Regions from separate parts of the Homo sapiens genome. Here regions 2, 3, 4, 5, 6 and 7 are each linked to region 1. The links are chromatin contacts, found by Hi-C or POLR2A ChIA-PET in ENCODE. All regions are on one chromosome and are shown on one strand. Each heading gives the region's core, a stretch centred on a gene start or an enhancer-like site at or near the end of the contact. The rest is flanking DNA. Distances are from core to core; before and after follow the strand shown. Region 1 holds the start of CNOT3 (CCR4-NOT transcription complex subunit 3). Region 2 holds the start of ZNF836 (zinc finger protein 836). Region 3 holds the start of EPN1 (epsin 1). Region 4 holds the start of ZNF784 (zinc finger protein 784). Region 5 holds the start of ZNF579 (zinc finger protein 579). Region 6 holds the start of KMT5C (lysine methyltransferase 5C). Region 7 holds the start of HSPBP1 (HSPA (Hsp70) binding protein 1).

Region 1 (3,597 bases), core at 359-2,858:
CTCTAGAACAATAACTCTAGGCTTCATTCCCGTTGTCTGTGTGTGGGCCTACGAATATGCATTTTCGCAAGCATTCCTCCTCCCCCTTGCCTCAGACCATTCTGATGCGGGTGGTGCTGAACGGCTCCATCCTCCTTCACGTTCACCTCTCCCTGGGATTTATCTTACTTTCCACCACCTAGACAGGAAGGGGCGAATCTGGCTTCCCATCTCGGTTGTGTGACCCTGGGCAAATGCCTCCCAGTTCGTGGAAGTCTCAGTGTCTAGTTAAGTTTTCAATCACAAGTCATTCCTCACATTCATTCATCTATTCCTTTGACAAATGGTTACTGACTACTTCCTGCGTGCTAAGTGCTGGAGATGCAAAATCCAGACAGGGAAACCGAATAATTACGAAAATGACGGTAGACGTACAAAAATAAATCCTAACGAACAAGGCGCGCAGGAGCGCTCCGCCCGGGAGGGAGGTCAGGGAAGTTTTCTCTCCAAGAAGACAACAGAGCTGAGACCTGAAACGAGCAGGCATTAGGGAGCCACCCGTCTCCTCTGTACCTTCTGCAGCGTCCTCAACACACTAAGGAAGCGGAGACGCAGAGGAGAATGACTGTCCCACCATCTGGTCGCCTAACCAGGCAGGGGCAGGACAAAAACTCCATGCCTCACGCTTCCCAACCAATTCTGCTATGCACGGTGCCAGAGACTTAAAGCAGTGTCTCTGGTCCCTTTCTTCTTTCACTCAGCAAATAATGAATTTCAGAGATGTGCCAACATAGAGGCACTTGGAGAAAGACGAGGCAGCTGAGAGGGAAGCTGCTTACCTGGCCGGGACGCAACGGTTGCGACCAAGTCCCACTTCTGCCAGCTACATACACCCTCTTTCACACGCTCTACGAGCAGCTACCGCCCACTCGCCACGCTATTGGTCCAACTAGCATGAATGATAACTTTTAGGGCCAACGAAGAAAAAGGGGTGGACTTTCTTGCCCAGCTCCTCCCACTTGGCCCTGTGGCTGTTTTGATTGGCAGATGACTTCGGCTCGGCCCCCGCTTTAAAGGCACCTGTCTGTCTCCCATTAGGTACGCGGCCCCTAACGCCCACACTCCATGCCTTCCTCCGCTTTCCCCACCCACTTCCAGGACCAACCAATGACTTCAAGGCAGAATATGCCCCCGCAACCAATTAAAAAGAGCTCTAAACTTGACGGACGACTTCCCGCCCCTGGACTGTCGTAGCTCCTCCCCCAGACCAATTGTTTTAAGAGAGGGGGGCGGATACATCCAATCAGCACGACACAGGTCTCTTGATTGACGTTCGGGTCCTCGCGCTGGCGTGTTGTGCCCTGAGGCGGGAGGAGGAGGAGGAGCGGGGAGGAAAACCTGAGCCAATCCTAGCAGCCTGCGCGGGAGGCCAATCGAACGCCGCGCCTTGGAGCGATCACCCAATCCGCGAAAGGGGGCAGGGCGCATCCCTGCCAGGAACCAATAGAAAGCCTCCAAGGGTCAGGAGCGACGTTCAGCGGGAGCAATGACTGGCCTATATTCGGGACTCGGGGGCGGGTCGGCGCCAGAGACGAGAAGAGAGGAGGGGAGGCCTCCTCCGCCGCCGCCATCTTGGACCGGGCCCGGTCAGCTTCCGCGGAGCCATCGGCAGACGCCGCGGCCTCCCTTGAGCCCCGACCCCCGTCGTCAGAACAACCCCGGGCCCACTCCCCCAACCCCACTTCCGCTTCGCGCCGCTATCGCGATAGCGCCCGGGCCCGGGGCGCGAGAAAAAGGCGGCGGGCGCTCGCCTCCCCCGCCTGTCGCGATACGCTCCTCAGCGGCGGCGCCAGCTCCTGTGGTGAGAGCGTCAGGCTCGACTGGGCCGGACCCCTTCCCTTCCTCCCCCCGGCGCCATCGGCCGCCCTCCCCGCCGCCTCCCGCCCTGGCGACACCGCCGTCTGTCGCGACATGGCCTCCCCTCGCCTGCCCCCTGCCGCCGCCTCTGCAGCGCGGGGCTCCCGGCGGGGGGCGGCTCCCTCCCTCTCGCCCTCCCGTTCCTGCGCCTCTTTCACGTTCCTCAGCGCCTCCCGGGGGTCCTTCCGCGACCCGGACCCCGGGCCCCGCCCGCCGCCGCCTCCCCGCGTGGCATCGCGTCGGGCCCCCCGGTAGGGGTGTGAGGGTGCGAAGCCTCCCGGGCGCGAGGTGCCCGCCCCTCTCCGCGTCGGTATTGGCTCCTGGCTGGAAGGATGGAGGCGCCCCTGGTCCCAGGTGCCCGCCCTCTCGGGGCTCAGGTGCCTGCCCCCCTCGGCCTCGGTCCTTCGCGTTGTGGGGCAGCCTCCGCGCCGGGGCTTCTCCCTCGACGGTGGCGGGGAGGGGGGGTGGTGGTCGGGACGAGGACCCCAGCTGGGTGGGGGAGTCACCCTTCCCAGGACCGAGGCCGCCCTCCGCATCCCTCCTCACTGCTCCCGGGAGCGCAGCCTCCCCTGGATCTCAGGTTCCAGCTGCCCGTCTGTATCGGATGGGAGCCTCTTGGGAGAGGAGTGGAGGAGAAACTCCCCGTTAGTTGGAGCCTTTGCCGAAGTTTCCACCTCTGTAGTCTGCAGCTCTTCCCTCTCATAGCGAGTAGCGCCCTGGGTGGCTCCAGCCTCGCCATCCCGCTGCACTGGGCGCCTGCCTTTTTGGGGGAGTTTGGCTTTCCCCCACCTGGGGTACAGGACCGTCCTCAGTGTGGCCCACGTCTGGTCTCAGCTCTCACACTTCTTTGATCCTGGCGTCTGCCCCTGGCTTTGCAGCCTTGAACTCCCCTGCATCGTGACTCTCCGACCTTCTGGGTGTGGGCGTCTCCCAGTGATATCAGGACCACTGTGGTCTTGTTGCTGGGGGCTGCTGGGATCCCCTGGCGCTCAGGTGCCTGGTGAAAGACACTAAGCCGCCACGCTGTCCATGTTAGTGAGCTCCCACTGCGGGCAGCACCAGCCCCTCTTTCTGAGCAGTCCCTGCCTCTCAGTGCAGGGCGGCCACCCACCCCGGGGTGAGCTCTCCTGTCCTTTTGGTGAGGGGTTTTGATGTCTCCCCTCCCTCCCTTCACCCCTGCCTGAGTATGAGGCTTCTTCCATCTTCACACCAGTCTCCTCCTTTAGGGTGTCAGCTCTCCAAGGACCAAGAAGCCCACTGCCCTTGATATTTGCATCAGATCCCACACTGTGGGTTTGTTGACTTCCCATCTACCCTTACGCTGGGTGTCAGCAGTTGGAGAACAAGGGTTTCGCCTTCTGGCCCCGCTGCTGGTACCCCATGAGAGTAGGAAGCTTCCTAGACCCGGGTTCCTGTACTGCGAGGTGGGGGCTCTTCCCTCTGGGGCTGTGCCTTCTCTCCAGGGTAAGGACCCTTTCTTGGTGTCACCTCCCCCAGGGATAAGGTTCTTGCCATCCTTGGTATTGGTATGGCTGCTTTTCTGGATTTGAGGTGTCCACGCCTCTGCATGTGTCCCCACCGTAAGGCTGAGGACCCCTCTCGGATGCAGGTGCCCCCGGCTAATGCTTCCAAAACCCCCTCTTGATTTGTCACTGTATGGGGTAAGGCATAGTTTCCTGGCTGTGTGGATGTAAGATACCT
Region 2 (3,597 bases), core at 745-3,244, 2.0 Mb before region 1:
AATACTCATACAAAGATATACCTCGTAGGCCTGGCGTGGTGGCTCCCGTCTGTAATCCCAGCACTCTGAGGCAGAAAGACTGCTTGAGCCCAGGAGGTTGAGGCTGCAGTGAGCGGAGATCATGGCACTGTACTCTAGTCTGACAGAGCAAGACCCTGTCTCAAAAAAGAAAAAAAAAAAAAAAAGACATACCTTGTAGTGACAGTGACAGTCATTTATCGCCCCATTTCTCAGTTACTCTATCCTCTACCCCATCCCAGGGAAGAAAAGAGTTACCACGAATGACTTAATTTAAATGCTCTCTGGCTAAACAGAAATTCCAAATATCTTTTGATACAAATAAATACAAAATGCACAAGCCTTACAGAAAAGAGTGGTAATTTTCATCCTCACGAGTACAATTTAAAGAAATGAATTTTAAATTAGAGTATAAAGTCACAAATTAGAATATTACAACCACCATCCATATCCAATCAACTCATCGCTCATCTGGATGGGGTCCTCTCCCACTTTCTTCACTATTGTGTGTGTCCCTCTCTCATTCTGCACCTTTCCTCCCCTTTTCTGTTTTTCTCCTCTTTATGTCTGTTCTGCCCGATGCTCTGCAACTTACTTCACCTCTCGTAGCTCTTTCTCCCCAATCTTTCTGATTGTCCCCAATCTCCACGTATTTCCGCCTCTTTTTCCCCATCTGAGCTCCCTCTCTGCTCTCCTTGTTAAAATTCCCTCTTACCTGTTACACCTCCTTTGTTCCCACTCTCTAGCACCCCCAACTCCCTAGGCTTCCTCCCTGCTGTGGTTCTCCCTCTACTCTGCTTGTCACCCACTGCCCTCTCTCCCTCTCTTTCAGTCCCAGCACCACGTAGCTCTGTCGGCTGCGGCTCCAACTCTTTCACCTTCTCCCCACTGTCTGTCTGCAGTGCCTCCTCCTTTGCCGCCCCACTCTATTTTGCTGCCTTTCATCTCTCTGAAGGTCCCCCTTTTTTTCTAAATTTCTCTGTGTGCTTTCCTCCCCCTGCTTCTTTCTCCATTCGTTCTCTTTCACTCTTGCTGTCTCTTTGCAAATCCCTAAATTATCATCCATTTTGCCGTGTATTTATGGGTCTCCCTCATTCTCTTCTATTCGGTCTTTCCTTTTGCTCCGTCGCTCCCCTTCTTTTCCTCTCCTGATCCCTCTCACCCACACATTCAGTAAGAAAGGGGAGGAATAGGATGCCCACCTCCCGGAAAAGCATATTTTCCAGTGGAGTAAAATTTGGGAAGGAAGAACACTGGGTGTCACAAGACTCAGGTGACCTCCCCCAAGGGGGGGATCGAGAAAAGCAGTGGCTGTGAAGGGGAAGCCTGGGGAGCGAAAGGACCCGGCGTGAGGAGGACACAAGGTGGCAGGGGGTACGGTGTCTCAGGACAGGGAGGGTCTGCAGAATCCCAGGACCTGGGAGGAGAAGCGACTCCTTCAGGAGCCGGACGGCGGGCGCTCCCCTCCAGGGGCTGACGACGGAGAAGCTCCGGGGTCGCAACGGGCGGGAATCCACCTCCCGAGTGAGGACTCGACTTGGCGCAGGGCCGAAGCAGAGGTCAGTAAGGGTTTTAAGCAGGAACACGACCTGAGTGGGGTTGTCTACATGGTCCTAAGGCAGAAAGGCAGGGAGCAAGGAACAGCCTCAGAGAGATTTTTAAACCGAAAGGGAAGCAATTATCAGACTTACTTGGGGCGAAGGGGCTGTTGCTGGTATTTTAAGGTCCGTAGCGATCCCCAGGAAACGGGTATGGACAAGGGAAGACTGCCAAGTGCACGTTCGATTCAGGCAGACGGGGCGAAGCAAATGTTTAGTCCAGGTAGACGGAAACTGACGCGCAGCGCTGTGATCTTTTCCCCGCGCGATCTGCTTCCGGGTGTGCAGGAAGCTACACGCCCTGAGAAAAAAGACTGAGAGACCTGGGGCGGGAGAGGGGCCTGGGCGGGGTGCGACCCGCAAGGGAAAGGGCAGAAAGACTGGCCAGATTTGGGAACCCTGAAAGGGTGGGGCAAGGCTGATGCGGTAGTGGGCGGGGCCAGGTGGGCTAAGCGGGACGGGCGGTGTGGGCGGGACCTGTTTGGTGGGCGGGGCCTGTTATTCGCTCTGCCTTCCACCCAGCAAGTCTTTGTTCTCCCGATTTAGGAGTATTTGTGACTATTTCTTGTCCTGTGAAGCAGCGTTGCTTCCTGCCTATTTTAAGTTAATGTTTTAGACTTTAAGGTCAAAGCTTAAAGTTGTGGTCCACTTCTGTTGGAAACTAAGATGTTTTCTTCTTGTCAAGTTGAACTGATTTAAGTCAAAATCGATTTTTGCGAGCCTGGTGGACTCCATCGGGTCTTGCCAGTGAGGCTGAAGCCAGTTAAGGCTGAAGTTACTCAGTAGTCAGGGAACTAGGATCTCCGTGAAGATCTGATGTGCAGCCGTGGCTGGATCCAGGAACCCTGAAGACATTATGCTAAGCGAAATGTGCTAGACACAGAAAGACAAATCCTGCATGTGCTTACTTACATGTGCAATCTACAAACATCAAAATTACAGTAACAGAGTAGAAGGGTGGTTTCCAGGGCTGACGGTCTATCCTGTGCCTGTCCCACCATTGTATTTTGGAAGCAAATAGCTTCTTTGGCTTCACAGTTTCACAGCTGGACAGAAATTTTGCCTCAGGATGAACCACACTTTGAGTCTCACCCATATGTGATTCAGATAATATTTGGGTAATATTTGGGCCTTAGAGTTTGATACTGAAATGGATTAAGACTTTTGAAATGGGCCAGGAGCAGTGGCTCTGGCCTGTAATCCCAGCTCTTTGGGAGGCCAAGGTGGAAGGATTGCTTGAGCTCAAGAATTCAAGACCAACCTGGGGCAACATAGTAAGACCCTTGTCTCTACAAAAAATACAAAAATTAGCCAGGCATGGTGGCTCACGCCTATAGTCACAGCTATTTGGGAGGCTGAGGTGGGAGGATCTCTTGAGCCCAGGGGATCAAGGCTGCAATGAGTTGTCTTTGCACCACTGAACTGCTGCCAGGGCAACAGAGTGAGACTCTGTCTCAAAAAATAATAATAATAAGACTTTTGAGATGTTAGGATGGGGGTGAAGGGATCTTGCATGTGAGAAGGACATGAATTTTGGGAGTCCAGAGTACAGAATGTTATGAGCTGAATCACGTCCCTAAAAAATCATTGTTGGCCAAGCGCGGTGGCTCATGCCTATAATCCCAGCACTTTGGGAGGCCGCGGCGGGCGGATCACAAGGTCATGAGATCGAGACCATCCTGGTTAACACGGTGAAACCCTGTCTCTACTAAAAATGCAAAAAATTAGCCGGGCGTGGTGGCGGGTGCGTGTGGTCCCAGCTGCTCCGGAGGCAGAGGCAGGAGAATGGCGTGAACCCAGGAGGCGGAGCTTGCAGTGAGCCGAGATCCAGCCACTGCACTCCAGCCTGGGCGGCAAAGCGAGACTCTGTCTCAAAAAATAAATAAATAAATAAAATAAAATAAATCATTGTCTTTAAGTTCTAACACCCAGTACCTCAGAATATGACTGTATTTTGAAATAGGGCATTTAGAGGCTATTA
Region 3 (3,597 bases), core at 421-2,920, 1.5 Mb after region 1:
ACATGGCTGTTGGGGTGGTTCTGGGAGCGCCCACCATGGTGGCTCGTGTGGAGTAGACACTCAGCACGAGGGACCCCTCCCCCGCGGTGAGCTCGTCTAGGCCTCCCGCCTGCGCTCTATGGCTCTGCTGAGTTTCTGGCATGTCTCTATTCTTTCTCCCTCTCCATGCCTATGGTGTGTTTATGCTCTTGTTTTTTGATCCTGGAGAATATTTGGGTGAACTCCACCAAACCTGCTTACTAAGGGTCCCTTTCTGACACCTGTGGCGAAGCCCCCTCCTCCCTGTCCCTTCCTGCCTTCAGTGCTGGGGTTGGGTGGACGCTGACTGGCTGTTGGGCGTGAGCCTTGTTCACAAACCTGCCTCTCCTTTCCCCACAGATCTTTGTGGAGTTCACCTCTGTGTTTGACTGCCAGAAAGCCATGCAGGGCCTGACGGGCCGCAAGTTCGCCAACAGAGTGGTTGTCACAAAATACTGTGACCCCGACTCTTATCACCGCCGGGACTTCTGGTAGAGGCGGCTGGGGGAGGGTGGGGGCAGGGCTGGCTGGGGGCTTCTCCCCACTCCCGCCCCCCCCTTATCCCCCTCTGAAGACGATGGGCAGAGGAGTGACAGCCGCAGACACACGACAGCCGGCAGCAACTGGAATGGCAGCAATTAAGGGTGGGGGGCGGGGGTTGGGGGGTTGGGGGGTTAGGGCAGGGAGGGGACTGGGGAAGTGCGCACACAGCCCACACAGACAACACGCACCCACACAGACACAGAGGGAAGGGGTTGGGATGGGGACAGGGTGCACAGCAGGGCGGGGTAGGACCCCAGCCCCTCCCAAAACAGCCTCTCCTTCTCCCATAGACCCCTTTCTTCTCCCCTTCCCCACGGTAGGAACATAGCGTGTTTATATTTTATGGCCAAACTATTTTGAATTTTGTTGTCCGGCCCTCAGTGCCCTGCCCTCTCCCTTACCAGGACCACAGCTCTGTTCCTTCGGCCTCTGGTCCTCTCTGGTCCCCTCCTGGGTTTCTTACGTAGTTGATTTTTCCTCTTTAGTCTCCCCCGACCTGCGCCCAGCCCCGTGGCCCCTGCCCCTCTCCTACTCTCTGTGGCAGTTTCATATTTGCTAAGACGAATTTGCTCATTAAACATTTTGTTGTATTTTACTTTATGGAGCGGCTGTGTGTCCAGTATGTCCGACCCTCTTCCTCGGTTCTGGGCTCGGGTGGGGGTTCCCTTGGCAAACTGCGGGCCCCTGGCTGGGACGCCCCTGCTGCCGGCGCCGGCAGCCTCGAGGCCTTCCCTGCTTGCGCGGTGCCCTTCTCGGGGTCGGCACAGGCACAGCCCCGGGGGACGTGAGGTTCCCGAGTGCTCTCCCACCCCGCCGACAGGAGGGATGGTGGCCGAGCGGGCCGGGGCGGGCGTGGCGTGGGTGTGCCAGGAGCTCCGCGGTTGCCGCCAAGCGAGCTGGAGCTGACTCTCGGCGTTCCGTGAGCACCGCGCGGATCCCCCGCTGCAGCGGGCGGAAGTGACGTAGAGGCGCCTAGCAACGGGGCCCAGCGCGCCGGAAGTGATGCCTTCCAGGTTGGCTTGGCTGCGGAAGCGACTCCTGCCAGGGCGGGGTGCGGCACGGGAGGGCGGGGAGCGCGGCAATTTCCGCTTCCGGTCCGTCGCCTCCTTCTGTTGCTTCCCGTCTCCTCGGCGGCTCCCCTCCCCCGCCCGGCTCTCCGCGCCCCTTCTGGGCGGCGGGGCGGCGGAGCCGTCGGCGTGCGGCCCTCCTTGCGTTCGTGCGTGCGCCCGTGGCCCGGCGCACGTCCCGCGACACCGAGGCCGAGCGGGGCAGGGGGCTGACCGCCATGACCCCCCAGAGCCCGGCGTGAGGGGGCCGAGGTGAGCGCGGGGCGGAGCGCGGGGGACGCTGGCCCGCCTGCTCCGGGTGTTCGGGCCTGGGCCGCGGCGCGCGCGGGCTCGCGTCTGGCCAGTTCTGGGTGTCTCTGGCGGCCTTTGTGTCTCTGCTCCTGTGTCGGCCTTGACTGCCCCCGTGTCGGTTGTCTGTGTCTGTCTCTCTCGTGTCTGTGTGTCTGTCAGCGTCTGTTTCCTGTGGGCCTCTGCCTGTGCCTGTTTCAGTGAACTTAGAAAAGGGTTTGGAGATAGGAGTGTGTTTGTGTGTCTGTCCCGGGTCTCTCTCTCCTCTGTCTGTCGTGTCTGTGTCTGTCAGGATTTGTTCGTGTCTCGTTGAGTTTCCGAGTCTTCTTTTCCCTAGGTGTCTCTAGCCCTTCCCTGCGGGCTTTTCTGCCTATGGTGCAAATCTTACCCCCGCCCCGTCTTCGCATCTGAGTTTTGCCCCCATACCTATCACCTCCAATCCTGAAGTTTCTTTCCAGGAGTCTGTTAACTTGATCTAGAATCTGCCCCTTTTCCCCAGTTTTCTGAGTCTCTGGTGTGATGGTGAAGAGCCCCAGCCTTGGATTCAGAAGCCCGGCTGCCTGCTAAGCTGTGTAATTGCCAGGTGATAGTCTCTGTGTCAAAACCTCAGTTTCCTAGTCGTAGGAAATCCATAGTTCGTAGGCATTCGTAGTTCCTACATCATAGGGTCCTTGTGCATGTAAGTTGAGGTGATGCTTGTAAAGTGCCTGACGGTATCTGACACATAGCAAGTGTGTAATTACTGGGAGCTCTGGTTTTTATTATTACAGTGCTTAGAGATTTTTACACAGTAAGTGTTAGATATCGGTCGGTTATTGGAGTACTCCTTGGAGAACTTTGCCATATCCTTTGTATTCTTTTTAATGTAAGAATTCTCTTTGAATCAATTTAATTTGAAATACAGTCTCATTCTAAGCAGTATCTGAGAAATCTCAGCTTTGATGTGCTAGTTGGGTAATTTTTTCTAATGCACGCCAAATAAGTACAGAGTATTAAGATAGTGCCTTTTCTGCCGCCACCCTTTTGGAAATGTTCTCTGTTTTTTCTCTGATAATAATAGCAGCCAGTGTTATTGAGCGCCTACTATCTGTGGGGCACAGAGCCAAGCACTGCATGTACCCATCTTATTTAATCAACAGGCCTACCAGGTAGGAATTCTTTCATTTCAGAGTTGAGCAAACTGTGTCTCAAGGAGGTGTGCGCTGCAGGTAGCTGATGTGGCCAGGATTTGAACCCACATTTTATATTCTTTGCCATTAGATTCCATTTTTCTTATCTCTTATTTCTCAGCGCCAGGTCTCTTTTTGTTTCTGGGCCTCTTTCTTCCTTGGCCTCCTGCCTCCCTGTCTTCCCATGTTCTTGTATCTGCTGCTGCCTGTGTTTTTCTCATTGTGTCTCTGCCTAGCTCCCTCTGCCCAGGTTTCTATGTGTCTCTTTCTGTCAGAACTGTCTTCTATTTCTTCTCAGTCCCCTTCTCTGCATTTGTTACATCATCTCTTCATCTTAATGTATTAGGCTGGGGCTGTTTTGGGACTCCAGAGAGTTACTTTTTAACTAGCTACATCTGTCTTCAGGTGCCTGGCTTTCTGGCCTGAGGTGGAAGCAGAGGCCAGCCTCTCTCCGTCATCCCTATCTCCCCTGGGCTTACATCATGGCGGGGCTTTGAAAATCTCCCTCTGTG
Region 4 (3,597 bases), core at 814-3,313, 1.5 Mb after region 1:
AGGCAGCAGGGCACAAGGCACAGTGGAAAGAACCTGGCTCCGGGGGCTCAGGGACCAGCGTGGTGTCCGTCACCTTCACCACCTGGATCTCGATGAGGTCACTCGGGGGTGTGCCAGGCCGGCAGTCATCAGGCACCAGGACCTGGGCAAGAGGAGAAGAAAGAGGAGCCTGTGGAACCTGCCTCAGGACCGCCCCAGCACGCCCCAATTATTAAAGCTTGGGCTCCTCTGTTATTTTCAGACAGGGCCTCACTCTGTTGCCCTGGCGCGATCGTGGCTCATTGCAACCTTGACCTCCTGGGCTCAAGCGATCCTCCCACTTCATCTCCCTGAGTAGCTGGGATTACAGGCATGCACCACCACATCCAGCTAGTTAAAAAAAAATTATTTCTGGCTGGGCACGGTGGCTCAGGCCTGTAATACCAGCACATTGGGAGGCTGAGGTAGGCAGATCACCTGAGGTCAGGAGTTCGAAACCAGCCTGGCCAACATGGCAAATACCGTTTCTACTAAAAATGCAAAAATTAGCCAGGTGTTGTGGCTGCTGCCTGTAATCCCAGCTACTCGGGAGACTAAGACACGAGAATCGCTTGAACCCAGGAGGTGGAGGTTGCAGTGAGATGTGATCATGCCACTGCCCTCCAGCTCAGGCGACAGAACAAGACTCCATCTTAGACAGCAAAACAAACAAAAATTATTATTATTATTTTTAATGTAGAGGGAGTCCCACTATGTTGCCCAGGCTGGTCTCCAACTACTGGGCTCAAGAGATCCTTCTGGCTCTGCCTCCTAAAGTGCTGGGATTGCAGGCGTGAGCCGCCGCGCCCGGCCCATCCTCCAGGATTCTGTTGTATCCTCATCAACATTTCCTCTCCTGTCCAAAATATATCATGGATCCCACCTTTTGTCCTCCACCCTAGTTAAAGCCCCATCACTTGGCGCCTCCAAAATTGAAAAACCCAAGGGCATCTCTGTTCCTATTTCTGCTGGCTTGTAACCCACCTCCCAGGAATAGCCTGAAGGTCTTTTGAAAATGTAAATCAGATCAAGTCATTTTTCGCACTCAAAACCCTCCAGTGGCTCCAAATGACTTATCCCAAATCGTCACTATAATATCTGTGGCGATGTAGCTCCACTTATCTCTCTGACCCCAGCTTAAACATAAGCCGGCACCCAGCTGACTTCTCTCGTCTAAATTTAGCTGCCCCACCCCTACTCTTGGCTCAATTTATAGAAATTGGCTCAATTTTTATTTCCTTTATAGAACATATCACAGTAACTCTCCTTTATTGTCTCTCTCCTCTCAAGAGACTGCAGGCTCCAAAAGAACACAACCCTTGTCTGTCTTGGTCACTTCTCTATTTACAGAGCCGAAGTAGGAGCTCAGTAAATGTTTGTTGAATGAATGAATGTCCTCAATTAGTCTAATTCTGAGTGGGGTAACGTGGAGGAAGTTCCAAAGTCACCTAGACCACCCACTTCTACCCCCAAATTCTCCCTTGGGCATTCGAGAAGCATCACTAAGACCCTTGAAGAATTATCCCCTACCCCGACATAGGTGCTCCAATCATAATCCCCCACGTTTTTCAGGGTCACCTTCCCAACCTTCTACCCTAGAATTAGCCCTAGAATTTATGAGGCCCCGCCCCTTACAAGGCTCCACCCAAATTATGCAAATTATCCCTGGTAAGCCCCCTTCCCTGGACCCAAACCCGTCCCACAAGACAACACCGTCCTCAGACTCCGCCCCCATCCAGGCCCCGCCCACCACCCATAGGTCCCTCCCCCACCCCGCCCACCATGACATAGTCTCCTCCCCTGCCCCGCCCCTCGCGAAACCACAAGAAGCCCCACCCCCAGGGCCATAGCACTAAATACCTCCCTCGCCCACCCCCTCATAGGCCACGCCCCGGACCCGCCCCCCACACTACGACCTCCTCCCACCTCGAGCCCCACGCCCAGGCCCCTTCCTTGCCCGCACCAGGTCCAGTGGCTCCTGGGATCGCGACTCCGGAGTCGGTGAGCTCCGACTCTGGGCCTCTGGGCGCGCAGCGGCCATCTTGTGCCCAAGCCCCGCCCCCAAGGCCAATGTTCGCTCTGAAAGGGGGTGGGGCTCGAACTGGCGTAAGAGCTACTGCGCAGGCGCAGTGCGGGGCTGCGAGGGGGCGTGGTGCAGCAGGGGGCGTGGCGGGGCGGGGCGTGGCGGCTGAGCCCGGGAGAATGTGAGTTGTTCCCTCTCTAATTACCTGTCTGTCCCTCCGAGGGTACGCTCTGTGTGGCGCTAGGATGCCTGTAACACCCTGGGAACAAATCCGAACGTTCCTTCTAAACCAACGCAGGCCGACTCGAGGCTCTGGCTGTCAGGGGAACCTCAGCAGAACTGAAGAAGCTTTGCTTTGTTTCCACGGTAAACGTTTTTGTGATTACCTCTGCACTGCTCATGACAACGTAATGACGCCAAGTTTATAAACGTCGGTGTAGGCCGGGTGCGGTGGCTCATGCCTGTATTCTCAGCTACTCGGGAGGCTGAGGTGGGAGGATCGCTTGAGGCCGGGAGGTCGAGGCTGCAGTGAGCCATGATCTCGCCACTGCATGCAGCCTGAGTGACAGAGACTCTGTCAAAAAAAAAAAAAAAAAAGGCAGTGTGGAGAAAAATATTCAGTAAACAGCAACACAGGTGGTCCTGGGAGGACGCAAAAACCCGCAAGCTGATGTTATGTTTGGGAGGAAAGAGCTCAAAAACGCGGGGTTTTCAGCAGCATCAAGGACGGGGCTCTTCTTAGCTGCCCCGTTTAGTCATTCTGGTGGTATCACCTTGGATAAGTCACTACACTTCTCTGGACCATTTCTCTTTCTTTTGTGTAGCACTGTAGAAGCATTGTGACAAACCACTGAGAAGAGACATGGAAGAGTTTGGAAACATCTTTAAATAGTTTTCTTGAAAGGGCAGGATAGGAGATACTTAAACATGATCCTAAGCATGATCATTTCATTCATAAATATATATGAAATTATATTTTGTGATATGTTGGTATAAAATAAAGATAAACACCACTTAGGCTGAATTATCTCCTCCTCCTCCTTTCTTCTTCTTTTATAGAGATGGGGATCTTGCTGTCTTGCCTTGCCCAGGCTGGTCTTGAACTCCTAGCCTTAAGCGATCCTTCTGCCTTGGTCTTCCAAAGCTATATTTCCCTTCTTTTCTTTTGATTTTAAAATAATTTTTTTTTTTTTGAGATGGAGTCTCACTCTGTCGCCCAGGCTGGAGTGCAGTGGCATGATCATGGCTCACTGCAACCTCTGCCTCCCGGGCTCAAGCGATTCTCCTGCCTCAGCCTCTTGAGTAGCTGGGATTACAGGTGCCCGCCACCATGCCCGGCTAATTTTTGTATTTTTAGTATATACAGGGTCTCACCATGTTGGCCAGGCTGGTCTCGAACTCCTGACCTCAGGTGATCCGCCCACCTCGGCCTCCCAAAGTGCTGGGATTACAGGTGTGAGCCACTGCGCCCGGCCTAAAATAAATTTTTAAATGTTGTGGGTCCCTAAGAGTATCATGGGCCCTAGGCACTGTATCTACTACTGTGTCTAATGCTT
Region 5 (3,597 bases), core at 559-3,058, 1.4 Mb after region 1:
CTCGGCCTCCTCCGACTCCGACTCCCGGGGCTCCGCGGCGCTGGTGGGCGCAGCCAGCGTGGAAGGCTCCCCCGCAGGCCACGTCTCAGGCCACGCTGCGACCGCCTCCTCCTCCGTGGCCCCTGCTGCAGCGGTGGTGGGCGGCTCCGAGCCCTCGTCCTGCGGGCCCCAGCTGGGTTCGGCCGTCTCCTTGGCCACCCTCTCGATGGCCAGCTCGACCTCGCCGCCCGCGTGCTCCTGAGCCAGGTGGCGCCTGAGCTGGGCCGGTTCTGGGAAGGTGCGGGGGCAGGCGGCGCAGCGCAGCGGGGGCTGGGGCCCGTGGCCGCGCAGGTGGCGGGAAAGGTGGGCCGGCCGGCGGAAGGCCTTGGGGCACAGCGGGCAGGCGTGGGGCCGGAGCCCCGAGTGGCTCAGCCGGTGCCGGGAGAGGTAGTAGGGGAAACGGAAGAGGCGGCCGCAGGTGGGGCAGGGCAGGGGCGCCCTAGGGGCTCCAGCGCCCCCCCTGCCACGGCCACGGCCCCGACCACGGCCTCGGCCACGGCCCCGGCCTCGGCCACGGTGAGGTGGGCTGCCCTGGGCGGGTGGAGGAGGCTGCGGATCCATGCCTGTGGGGAGAGAGGGGAGAGATGGGAAGCGGGGCAGAGATAAAAAGAGGTGCGTGGGGTGTGGCAGAAAGAGAAGCAGAGACAGTCAGAGATGGAGAGGCAGAGAGGGTCAGGTATTTAGCCAGGAGAGAGATATGAGACAGAGACAAAGATGAGAGACACCGAGGGGAGGCCAGAGATGGAGAGACAGGAGGAGAGAGATCAGAGACAGAGCGACAGAGCAGGGAATAGAGACAGGAGAAGGCAGAGATGGGAGACACAGAGAAGTGGGGATGGACAGACAGAGACCAGGAGTCGCAGAAAGACAGGATGGTGAAAGGCAGAGCAGAGAAGAGACAGAGGAGAGTGAGGAACACCCAGCAGAGAGACAGAGACACAGAGAAGAGGAAACAAAGAGACTTGGAGAACCAGAGGCAGAGATAGTGCAAGAGCAGAGATCAGAAGAGCAGTGGCGGGTTGGGGGCCGGAGAGACAGGGAGACAGAGACACAGAGGGAGTGAACTGGGCAGAGGCACGGAGGGGGACAAAGTCAGCGAACCGCTTCTGCTCCAGGTCCCCCGGCCAGGCTGAACGTTTTGGGAGGGGCTGGGACACAGCCCATGGGGCCTGAGTGGAGGGGGTGGGATTTGAAGCCGGTAGGCCCCGGAAATAGAGTGTGTTCTCAGATGCCAGGGGCTGGGAGAGGTCGGGGAGTAGGAGGGTTCAGACTTCTGGTCTGAGTTGGGAGGGGGCTAGGGGCCCAGACTCTTGGGACTGATGGGGATGGGAGCTGGGGATTGAGACTCCTGGGTCCAGGTCATGACGGATTGGGGAATCTGGACTCTGGTATGGAGGAGGTGTGGATTCCTGGGTCCCGGTGGAGGAGGGGCTGGGGAGGGGGCTGGGCTCCCAGGACAAGGGGGAGGCGGGGGCTGGGGACCCAGCTGCCGGGAATCCCCAGGGAGGAGGCGACTGAGGGCCGGACCCCTGGACTCGGGAGGGAGGCTGGTGGGGGTCGGGGGTCCCAGGTCCTAGAGGGGGGCCGATCTCCTCCGGGCCAAGCCTGCAGCTCCCCGAAGGCATGATCAGCAGAATTGGGGCCGGGTCGAGGCCTTGAGGATTTCTCAGCCCTGGGCCTGGGGCTTGGTCCTGGTCGCTGGGGCTGGGTTCTTACCTCGCCTCCTTGGCTCCTTTCTTCCTTCCCCACGGCCGGCCAAACGCGGACGGTGGTGGCGGGGAGGGAGGGGGGCCTGAGCGTGGTGGGGGGTGGAGGAGGAGGCTGGGCTCGGTGTCACTGCCTAAGCCTTCCCCCCGGAAACCTGGCCTTTCCTCGGAGCCTGAAAGAGGAAAGACTGGCTGGGAAGCCGGAAGCGGGAGGACGGGGGACCTGGAGAGGGGAGGGAAGGCAGCTTGCACTACAGGGTCCTGTGAGGGGAGGGGGCTGGGGGCCTGTCCCCCGGGCTCCCAGAGGGCGGAGGGTGCTGAGGGCCTGGAACACTGGGTCCAGCTACTCCCGGCTCCCCAACATGCACACACACATATTCATTCATTCCTTCAACAAATACACATTTATCAGGTCCTGTCTGTGCCAGGCACTGTGTCAGGCCAGGGGAGTGGCCGGGGGAGGAAGATGAATGAATCAGTGACAGAGGCTTCAGGAAGTACTGGCACTCTGGATCAGAACCTGGCTCCAGCCTTCCCTTGGCTGTCTGGGTGAAGGATTCTCCCACTTCGAGCCTCGGTTTCCCCCTTTGTGAAAGCCCCTGCATATACTCATTCAACCCTAAGCGACCAATATTTACTGAATATCTACTACGGGCCAGCCTGCATATATTTGTCTACATATACGCATATTCACTGGGACCTTAGCAGCCAATGTTTACTGAGCACCTACTATGGGCTGGTGCTGTCCTTGGTGCTGGAGTCACAGTGGCAAAAACCGGAGCTCACTGTCTGATGGGGAAGGCAGATAGATACGGATCAATCACGCTGGAGTGCATGTGGGGGAACGTGTGCTCCGAGGCAGGGAACTGCTATGGGAATGCAGAGAACAGAAGGCACTGAGCTGAGCTCACACTGGGAGGAGGTGATTCCTGAGGTCTTCCTGGAGGCAGCAATGTTTCAGCTGAAATTGGCAGAATGAAACCAACCTGGCGACATCTCAGAAACCTATTCTGGAGCAGAAAAGGCATTTTGCAGGAGTATACCCACAGCTTGACGCTGTTTGTTTAAGGTTACATTCCTGCCAAACAGTGCTAATGAGAGTGCGAGCAAACAGGTCCTTTCATACACGGCTGGGGCAAGTAGAACCTGGAACATTCTTACCGAGCCAGCAATTCCAGGAATTTATTCTTCAGAGGCATCTACTCGGAACTGCACAAAATAATGTCTGCACCAGGTTAATCATTGCAGTACTGCACATCACTGCAAACAGCTGAAACCAATCTAAACACCCATCTGTAGGAGAGCTGAGTAATAAATCATGACTGATCCACCCAGTGGAATACTAGGTGTCCATAGAAAAGAACAAAGAAGCTCACCGTGTGCATATATGGTAAGTCTCCAAGTGATAACCTGTAGAAGAGAAAAATGGAAGGTCAAGTACAGCCTGCAGCCTGTTCTGGGTTTGTGTGTGTTCTGGGATTGTGTCCAGATGAACTGGAACAAGAGAGAAGAAACTGAAACTGGCAACATAGTCTAACTTCCAGGACAGAAATTTACTACACTCTATCCTTGTTTTTTTGTTTGTTTGTTTTTTTTTGTTTTGTTTTGTTTTCTTTTGAGATGAGATCTCCTTCTGTTGCCCAGGCTGGCTGGAGGAAGTGCAGTGGTGTGATCTCGGCTCACTGCAGCCTCGACCTCCCGGGCTCAAGCAATCCTCCCACCTCAGCCTCCTGAGTAGGTGGGGCTACAGGAGTGTGCCACCATGTCTGGCTAATTTTTGTATGTTTTGTAGAGATGGGGTCTCCCTATGTTGCCCAGGCTGGGCTTGAACTCCTGGGCTCAAGCAATCCAC
Region 6 (3,597 bases), core at 577-3,076, 1.2 Mb after region 1:
GGCCAGGCATGGTGGCTCATGCCTGTAATCCCAGCACTTTGGGAGGCTGAGGTGGGTGGATCACCTGAGGTCAGGAGTTCGAGACCAGCCTGACCAACATGGTGAAACCCCGTATCTACTAAAAAAAAAAAAAAAAAAAAAAATTAGCCGGGCATGGTAGTGCATGCCTGTAATCCCAACTATTTGGGAGGCTGAAGCAGGAAAATCGCTTGAACCTGGGCGGCGGAGGTTGCAGTGAGCCGACATCGCACCATTCCACTCCAGCCTGGGCAACAAGAGGGAACTCTGTCTAAAAAAAAATTAGCCAGGGGTGGTAGTGCATGCCTGTAATCCCAGCTACTTGGGAGGCTGAGGCAGGAGAATCGTTTGAACCTGGGAAGCAGAGGCTGCAGTGAGCCGAGATCACTCCACTGCACTCTAGCCTGGGCGAGAGAGCGATACTCTGTCTCTGTCTCTCTCTCTCTCTCTCTCTCTCTCTCTCTCTCTCTCTCTCTCTCTCTCTCACACACACACACACACACACACACACACACACCAAAACACCAAAAACAGCACACCAAAACAGCACCTACTCTGTGGCATGCATTGTTTTAAGTGCCCACGATCTATAGCTGTACAGTGGAGCGCATGTCTGACAGTGATCCTATATGTGTAGACACACAAGCGCCTACATTGTGTTACCGGACAGTAACATGCTGCACAGCTGTGTGGCCCAGGAGCCGCCGGCCACCTTACAGCCCAGGTGCCAGCAGCCCTGCCACGTAGGTGTGAGTGATGTTGCTCTAGGATGCTGGCAGGATGACGACATCGCCTGAGCACGCACTGCCCAGATGGTATCAGTGTCGTTAAGGGAAGAATGGCTGTGGCGAAACAAACAAACAAGCAAACAAAGACCGCCTGTTCTGAGTGTGGAGCTTATTATTCTCGGCGTAATTATGATGAATTGTTAGTTACGTTTGCCTCTAGGATTGAGGTAGGGGGGGTGATCCCAATTAGGGGGTGCCCCAGGGGAGCGCCCCAGGAGTCAGGGCTTGTCTCAAAAGTCCCCACTCCTCCCTCAGCCTCCCCTCCCTCCATCCGACCCCGTTCATATCGCGGGAAGGTCCCACAGAGTGCGTGTGGATACTCCCAAAACGCAACGGTGTAAACGGGGAGGGAGGGAGAGAGACTGAGGAGCCCTTTGTAGCCAGGCAGAGCTGTCAATAAAGTTTCGTCGCCTTGGTAACCGCAGGCCTCGCGGGGCGGGAGGGGAGAGGGATGGCGGTGCGCGCGCATTCACCGCCTCCCTCCCGCCGGGTCTGGCTTTCTCCCTCCTGTGGCCGAAGCTTTCCTCGGAGAAATAGAAGAGGGAGGCCGCGACTCTATGGTGATGGACGGAGGCCTTACCCAATGGAAAGAGGAGCTGTCCCAAGGCCAGGCAATCATATACGACTACTGGAGCTGGCAGAGCCCGCCCTCTTTCCACTTGGACCTGAATAACCCGACCCAAACCGAGTTTCGCCCGGAGAGACTGCGCTTTCGGCCAATGAGTGCGTCGATTTCGAGCCCCAGTGTGAGCGAAGGCGGGACAAGTCTCCATGGCAGCGACTAAAGGACAGCGATGTGAACCACTGACAACAGTTCGCGGCGTTTGACGGCGGCGGGGGCGTGGCGGGGTTTTATCTGTGTATTGACGAGAGCCGGGCGCGGAGGGAAAGAGTGGGGCTTGGCCAATGGGAGCGCCGTGAGCTTCGTAGCAACGGAGGAGTGGCGGTGGCTGTGGCCAATAGAAAGCCTCAGTGGCCTTGGCGGGGCTGGCCCGGAGAGCAGATGGGAGGTGCGGCGACAGTGTTTGACGAGAGCCGAAGGAGGCTGTGGGAGGTGTTGGCGGCGGCGGCGCGGGCGCCTGAGGAGGAGGAGGAGAAGCGGGTGAGGGGCGGCGCGGGGCCCGATCTCTGAGCCCCTTCACGGCCCCAGCCCCGCGCCGCCTTGGCTCCCCAGTCGCCCCCTGCCCCGACTGCCCCCCACCCCGCCCGGCCCCTCCTCGTGTCCAGGCGCCCACGTCTCCCGGCCCCTCGCCGGGCCTCGGGCTCCGCGGCACTGCAGCCTCCTTCCTGTGCTTCCTCACCCGGGCCCTGACCCCCTTCTTACGTCCACGGCCCTCCCTGCATCCTCAGGGCCTCTCCCTGACCTCTTGTCACTCTCCAGGCCTCTCCCTGCACCCCCCAGGGCCTTTCCCTGACCTCACCCTCCAGGCCTCTCCCTGCACCCCCAGGTCTCTCCCTGCACCCTCAGGGCCTCTCCCTGACCCTTCTCTCACCCCCGGGACCTCCCTGCACTCCCAGGGCCAATCCCCGACCTCCTCTCACCCTCCAGGCCTCCTTCTGGACCCTCTAGGTCTTTCTGTGCCCTAGAACCTCTCCCTGACCCCTCTGTCCCTCTCCTGGCACTCCCTGGACCCTGAGGTCGGCCTCTGACCCTCCAGGTCCCTTGCCCTGGGCTCTCACCGCCTACCCAGGCGCCTCCCTGGGTCCCCAGGCCCTTCCCTAGGGTCTCCCTTTCCTGGATCCCCCAGGACCCCACCAAGCCCGTTTGGATCCCTGGGCCCCTGTCCGCCCTCTCAGGCCCTTCACTCACTGGACACCCAGGATCTTCTCCGCCATCCCTGGACCGCCCCCCGACCCAGGTCTCCCGTCTGGCTCCTCCCTGAGTCCCTAGGCCATTCCCCGCTCTCTGTCCTCCCTGGCACCCCCATCCCTTCCTCACACCCCTCTGAGCGCCCCCAGGCCCGGCTGCAGCCTTCTCCCTCCCACAGCCCCCTGCCGTGCCCACCGCTGTGCGTTTCTCTCCTTGCCCCCAGCCCCCTCTCCAGCTTCCCCGCTGTCCCTGGCGTCCTCCTGCAGCGCCCCCTCTTTCTCTCCCGCAGCCTCGCAGTCTGTCCCCGACCCCTCCACAGCCGTCTCTGCAGCTCCCGCTCCTTGCCCTGCCCCATCTCCTCCTCTCCTGGGCGCGGATGAGCCTCGAGCGCCGTGGTGCGGGGACGAGGCTGGCCCTCCGTCCGGGTTAGGGGTTTGGGTGGTTTTCTTCATCTCTCCGTTCTCTCCTGGCTCCGCTTTAAAAAAATGTTTTTGTAAATATTGACCTGTGCTGCCTCCCCATAGTCTTCCTTTGCTCCCCTCCCCACCCCCGCTTTTGTCCTCTGAGCCCCCCTCCCCTGGAATCCTTGGAGAGGGAGCAGGTGCTGGGATCCCTCCCCTGCCCTCCCTCCCGTCACCCGCCTCCAGGCTGCCTGGGGCTTCACCCGGAGCCTCCTGACCACTCCCGAAGGCTGCCGGGGAGGCAGGGGGCGGAGACCGAGGCTGGGTCGAGGTGGGGGTGGAGGGCGGGACCTCGGGCTGGCGGGAAGCTTTGACTTTTCCTCCTTGAGGGCTAGAGGTGAAGCGGCTCCCCACGGTGCTAAGCCTTTAGGGTGATCCCGGCTGCCAATCAGTCAGCCTTCTCTGGGCCCAAAGAGATGTGTGTGTGTAGGGGGTCTCTGTACATATGGGCAGGGGCATCTGCGTGTGTCAGTCTGAGTGTGCATGGGTGTGCATGTGGGGGTTGTGTGTTTAGGGGGGA
Region 7 (3,597 bases), core at 781-3,280, 1.1 Mb after region 1:
CTACTAAAAATACAAAAATTAGCCAGGCCTGGTGGCGTGAGCCTGTAATCCCAGCTACTCGGGAGGCTGCAGCAAAGGGAATCGCTTGAACCTGAGAGACAGAGGTTGCAGTGAGCCAAGATCAGGCCACTGCACTCCAGCCTGGGCAACACAGTGAGACTATCTCAAAGAAAAAGGAGATGAGAGCTAATACGTGACTGCTGGAATTTTTGGGGGTGAGGGAGGGGAGCAGAGGTCTCCTTAGTCACAGTTCTAAGTAAATTTGAGTGAGCTATTTAATGTTTCTGTGCCTGTTTCATGCCTCACTGTTGTAAAGGTTCAATGATATCATATATGTAAGTGGGTTAGCATAATGCTCTGTATACAGTAATTGTCGATTAAACATTATATATAATAGCTATCGCTATGAATCTGCAAAACAACTCTATGAGGTATATATCATTGTTATCCCCACTTCGCAGATGAGAAAGTTGAGTCACAGAAAGGTTGAGACTTACCCAAGGTCACACAGTCAGCAATTGGCAAAGCCTGAAATCAAACCCAAGCAGTCTAGGCTGGGCGTGCTGGCTCACATCTGTAATCTCAGCACTTTGGGAGGCCGAGGCAGGTGGATCACTTGACGCCAGGAGTTCGAGACCAGCCTGGCCAATGTAGTGAAACCCCTTCTCTACTAAAAATACGAAAATTAGCCAGGCATGGTGGCCCATGCCTCTAATCCCAGCTACTGGGGACGCTGAGGCATGAGAATTGCTTGAACCGGGAAGTCAGAGGTTGCAGTGAGCCAAGACTGCGCCTCTGCACTCCAGCCGAGACTGTGTCCTCCACCCCCAACCCTGCCCCCACCAAAAAAAAAAAAAAAAAACAGCAGTCTGACTACAGAGCCTGTGCTCTTCATGAAAACACACTGCTGCCTTCAGAAGCACTGTCTGTATGCTGGGCACTGTGTGCAGCCCTACTTAAAGTAGAACCTCAGAACTACCCTATACGGTAGTTATTATTATTATCAATTTGTAAATGAAGAACTTGAGATTCAGAAAGATGAAGTAATATACCCAAGGTCACACAGCTGGAAATGCTGAATCCAGGTTAGTCTGGCTCTGGAGAGGATATGTCCCCTCAGACTCTCTTGAGATCTGACCTTCAGTCAACGATAACCCCATCTAGCACAATTTATAGCCCACAATGCCTCCACACCTGGTTTTCTGCCTCCCACCCAAGAAGACCCTAGTCTTCTTGTGGCTCCCCAAGTCACACTTCCCAAGGCAACTCTATCTGTCCCCAGGCCCCTCACCCCAGCTTCTTGGGTCCCCATCCTTTACCTCCTCACTCATCGGTTCTGGAGGAGGGTCTGGCTCTTCAGAGCCCGCGGTGATGGCCATCTGCAGCAAGCCTTGGAGGTTGCGTGGGGGCCGGGAATTGCCCGAGCCCCCAGCCGAGGAGCCGCCGCCGCCGCCCCCTGAAGAGCAACCCTGGGAGGCCGGGGGCAGCGCCAGGGGCAGGCGGCTCCCCCTTGAGCCTTCGTCTGACATGGGCCGTTTGTGAAGAAGGGAAGAATGTGTTAGAGGGAGAAGGTGGTCACCGCTGAAGCAGCTCTGGCGTCCTGATGGGTCGATTCTTGAGGGTCTGCTGAGAAGGCGGCGTTTCAGGGGAGCTCGGCGACCCCCCATGACCCCAAACCACTCTGCCCCCAGCCCACTTAACCACAGCCCCTTTTCCTTCCTTCATACCCACAGGACCCTTCCCCAAAGTCATAAGCCTCTCCTTTCTCCCTAGCAACAGGCCCCACCCACTCTCCCTGGCAACAACCCCCCTTCCCCATCTCCACTGCGTGCGTCCCGTCTCTTAGCAACCTCACTGCTCCGCCTCCGTAGCAACAAGCCCGCCCTTTGGTCTCCTTAGCAACAAGTCTTCTCCCTCCTCTCCGAAGAGGGGCGCCGGAATAAGGCGGATCTCACCTCCCCGGGTCCTCAAGCCGCCGCTGCTCCTACAGACAAAGTCGTCCGCACCTGACTCTGCTGGGCGCCGCCATCTTAACCGGAAATACGCACGGTTTCACCCGGAAGTGCCAGGCGTACCCACCCAACTTCGTGCCGTGGTTGCGGCTGAAGCTGCTTGCCCGACTCTTATCCCCTTCTCACCTGGCGGGATACTGCACTCGGCCCCGCCCCTCCCATCCGGGCCCCGCCTCCAAGCTGGGACGCCCCTTCGTGCGGGCGCCGCCCCTTCACGCTCAAGTAGCTGGTCAAAGCCCTGCCCCTGGCCCAGTTTTCGCACCTCAGCGAGTCCCGCCCCCGATACTTTTGCAAGCTCCACCCCTCTTCTAACGTGTGCCCCGCCCCCAGGTCTGACCCCGCCCACCCTACGATTCCCGCCCCTGCTCTAGGCCTTTCAGACTCTCCCAGTTGGGCCCCGGCCCCTTTACAGGCCCCTCCCACTCATTGCTGTCAGTCATCCTTAGAAGGTTTGGGACCTCGCCCCAACTAATCTGACTTTCGCCTCCACCGGGGCCACCAACCCCATCTACAGGAGCCCTGGGGTCGCAACCGTAATGGCTGGCCTGTGAGCCTTATGCCCCCCGCAACCCCTCTCTCGGCCTCAGTTTCTCCATCTGTCAAGTGGAGCTGCGGCGTGGATCCCTCTCATCACCCAGCCTCTCCCTCATGGACTCTTCCCCATGTCCTGCCAGGTGGAGAGGAGAGGATTCTTGAGGCCTAGAGCCGGAAAGCAAAGTGCCCCAGAGCCCAGCAAGATTCAGAGCGCCAGAGGAGCCAGCTTGGTGGGGAGGCCCGAGGCCTCTGTGCTCCAGAAGTGGGGTTTAGGCCTGGGCACGTGCTGGTGCGGGCCGATCTGCAGAGGTGTTGGCCCTGGGCTGGGCTTAAAGAAACTCCCGTGTTGATCCTGGATAGGAGGCGTTTTCCTCCAGGAAAAGGTTGTGCTCAACGCAAAACGGGCACACAGTCACAAACGTATCAATCACCTGCTGGGCGTGGTTGTGCAGGGGGATATTTTGGGCAGAAACAGGAAGACCAAACAGATAGGTTGTGTGTGTATGTGTGTGTGTGTGTGTGTGTGTGTGTGTGTGTGGTGTTTCTAGCACTGTGCTGTGAGATGCATCTGGGCCTGTGGATGTGCTATTATATTAGTTTCCTATTGCTGCTGTTAACAAATTACTAAGAATGTGGTGGCTTAAAACAGCACACATTTATTATCTTGCAGTTATGGAGGGCAGAAATCCAAAATGGGTTTCACGGGGCTGAAATCAAACTGTCAGCAGGATTGCATCACTTCTGGAGGCTCTCGGGGAGAATGTTTTTCTTGCCTTTTCCAGCTTCTAGAGGCCACACTCTTTCTTTGACAGGTGGCCCCATCACCCCAAGTTCTGCTTCCACCTTCCCATCTCCATCACTGACTGCTCCTCCTGCCTCCTTCTCACAAATACTCTTGTGATTCCATCGAGCTCACCCAAATAACTGGGATAATCTCCCTATCTCAGTCACATGGGCAAAGTCCCTTCAGCCATGCAAGGTAACTTATGCACAGATCCTGGGAATTAGGACACGGACATCTATGTACAAGTCTATCAGTTTATAATACATG

Evidence for each region. Hi-C counts contacts between places; a loop is a spot of excess contacts on that map. ChIA-PET counts read pairs that join two places held with the same protein, here RNA polymerase II (POLR2A). Pooled maps may share reads with other maps.
Region 2: a loop to region 1 is called in a pooled map, with 6 times the contacts of the local background. The contact joins the promoter of ZNF836 here to the promoter of CNOT3 in region 1. A Hi-C loop is called at or near these places in 2 of 37 single-sample maps with no recorded cell type and 9 of 50 pooled maps. POLR2A ChIA-PET finds 5 or more read pairs at or near these places in 1 of 52 experiments (PC-3).
Region 3: a loop to region 1 is called in a pooled map, with 24 times the contacts of the local background. The contact joins the promoter of EPN1 here to the promoter of CNOT3 in region 1. A Hi-C loop is called at or near these places in 5 of 37 single-sample maps with no recorded cell type and 9 of 50 pooled maps.
Region 4: a loop to region 1 is called in a pooled map, with 11 times the contacts of the local background. The contact joins the promoter of ZNF784 here to the promoter of CNOT3 in region 1. A Hi-C loop is called at or near these places in 6 of 50 pooled maps.
Region 5: a loop to region 1 is called in a pooled map, with 6 times the contacts of the local background. The contact joins the promoter of ZNF579 here to the promoter of CNOT3 in region 1. A Hi-C loop is called at or near these places in 3 of 37 single-sample maps with no recorded cell type and 10 of 50 pooled maps. POLR2A ChIA-PET finds 5 or more read pairs at or near these places in 2 of 52 experiments (PC-9 and activated B cell).
Region 6: a loop to region 1 is called in a pooled map, with 30 times the contacts of the local background. The contact joins the promoter of KMT5C here to the promoter of CNOT3 in region 1. A Hi-C loop is called at or near these places in 2 of 37 single-sample maps with no recorded cell type and 14 of 50 pooled maps. POLR2A ChIA-PET finds 5 or more read pairs at or near these places in 3 of 52 experiments (AG04450, PC-9 and activated CD4-positive, alpha-beta T cell).
Region 7: a pooled map shows a loop between it and region 1 (11-fold over the local background). The contact joins the promoter of HSPBP1 here to the promoter of CNOT3 in region 1. A Hi-C loop is called at or near these places in 1 of 168 maps with a recorded cell type or tissue (transverse colon), 1 of 37 single-sample maps with no recorded cell type and 7 of 50 pooled maps.

What each region holds. Positions count from the first base shown.
Region 1 is chr19:54,136,154-54,139,750 of GRCh38, forward strand. CNOT3 (CCR4-NOT transcription complex subunit 3) reads left to right here and starts at 1,609. Exons shown (of 18, transcript NM_014516.4): 1 at 1,609-1,840.
Region 2 is chr19:52,169,627-52,173,223 of GRCh38, forward strand. ZNF836 (zinc finger protein 836) reads right to left here and starts at 1,995. Exons shown (of 5, transcript NM_001102657.3): 1 at 1,710-1,995; 2 at 22-155. RefSeq lists an enhancer at 1,394-1,533 and a silencer at 2,114-2,163.
Region 3 is chr19:55,673,556-55,677,152 of GRCh38, forward strand. It overlaps EPN1 (epsin 1), which reads left to right and starts at 1,671. Exons shown (of 11, transcript NM_001130072.2): 1 at 1,671-1,880. It overlaps U2AF2 (U2 small nuclear RNA auxiliary factor 2), which reads left to right. Exons shown (of 12, transcript NM_007279.3): 12 at 379-1,161. The coding sequence ends at 513. RefSeq lists silencers at 1,233-1,452, 1,623-1,952.
Region 4 is chr19:55,622,503-55,626,099 of GRCh38, forward strand. It overlaps ZNF784 (zinc finger protein 784), which reads right to left and starts at 2,064. Exons shown (of 2, transcript NM_203374.2): 1 at 1,982-2,064; 2 at 1-142. The coding sequence starts at 2,059. RefSeq lists enhancers at 2,045-2,544, 2,295-2,444 and silencers at 2,045-2,094, 2,165-2,224.
Region 5 is chr19:55,579,040-55,582,636 of GRCh38, forward strand. It overlaps ZNF579 (zinc finger protein 579), which reads right to left and starts at 1,809. Exons shown (of 2, transcript NM_152600.3): 1 at 1,756-1,809; 2 at 1-602. The coding sequence starts at 600. RefSeq lists silencers at 2,013-2,152, 2,864-3,158.
Region 6 is chr19:55,338,050-55,341,646 of GRCh38, forward strand. KMT5C (lysine methyltransferase 5C) reads left to right here and starts at 1,827. Exons shown (of 9, transcript NM_032701.4): 1 at 1,827-1,908. RefSeq lists enhancers at 1-745, 746-1,519, 1,829-1,898 and silencers at 1,919-1,978, 3,224-3,403.
Region 7 is chr19:55,278,080-55,281,676 of GRCh38, forward strand. It overlaps HSPBP1 (HSPA (Hsp70) binding protein 1), which reads right to left and starts at 2,031. Exons shown (of 8, transcript NM_012267.5): 1 at 1,956-2,031; 2 at 1,320-1,623. The coding sequence starts at 1,529. RefSeq lists enhancers at 1-122, 1,904-2,043 and a silencer at 2,164-2,393.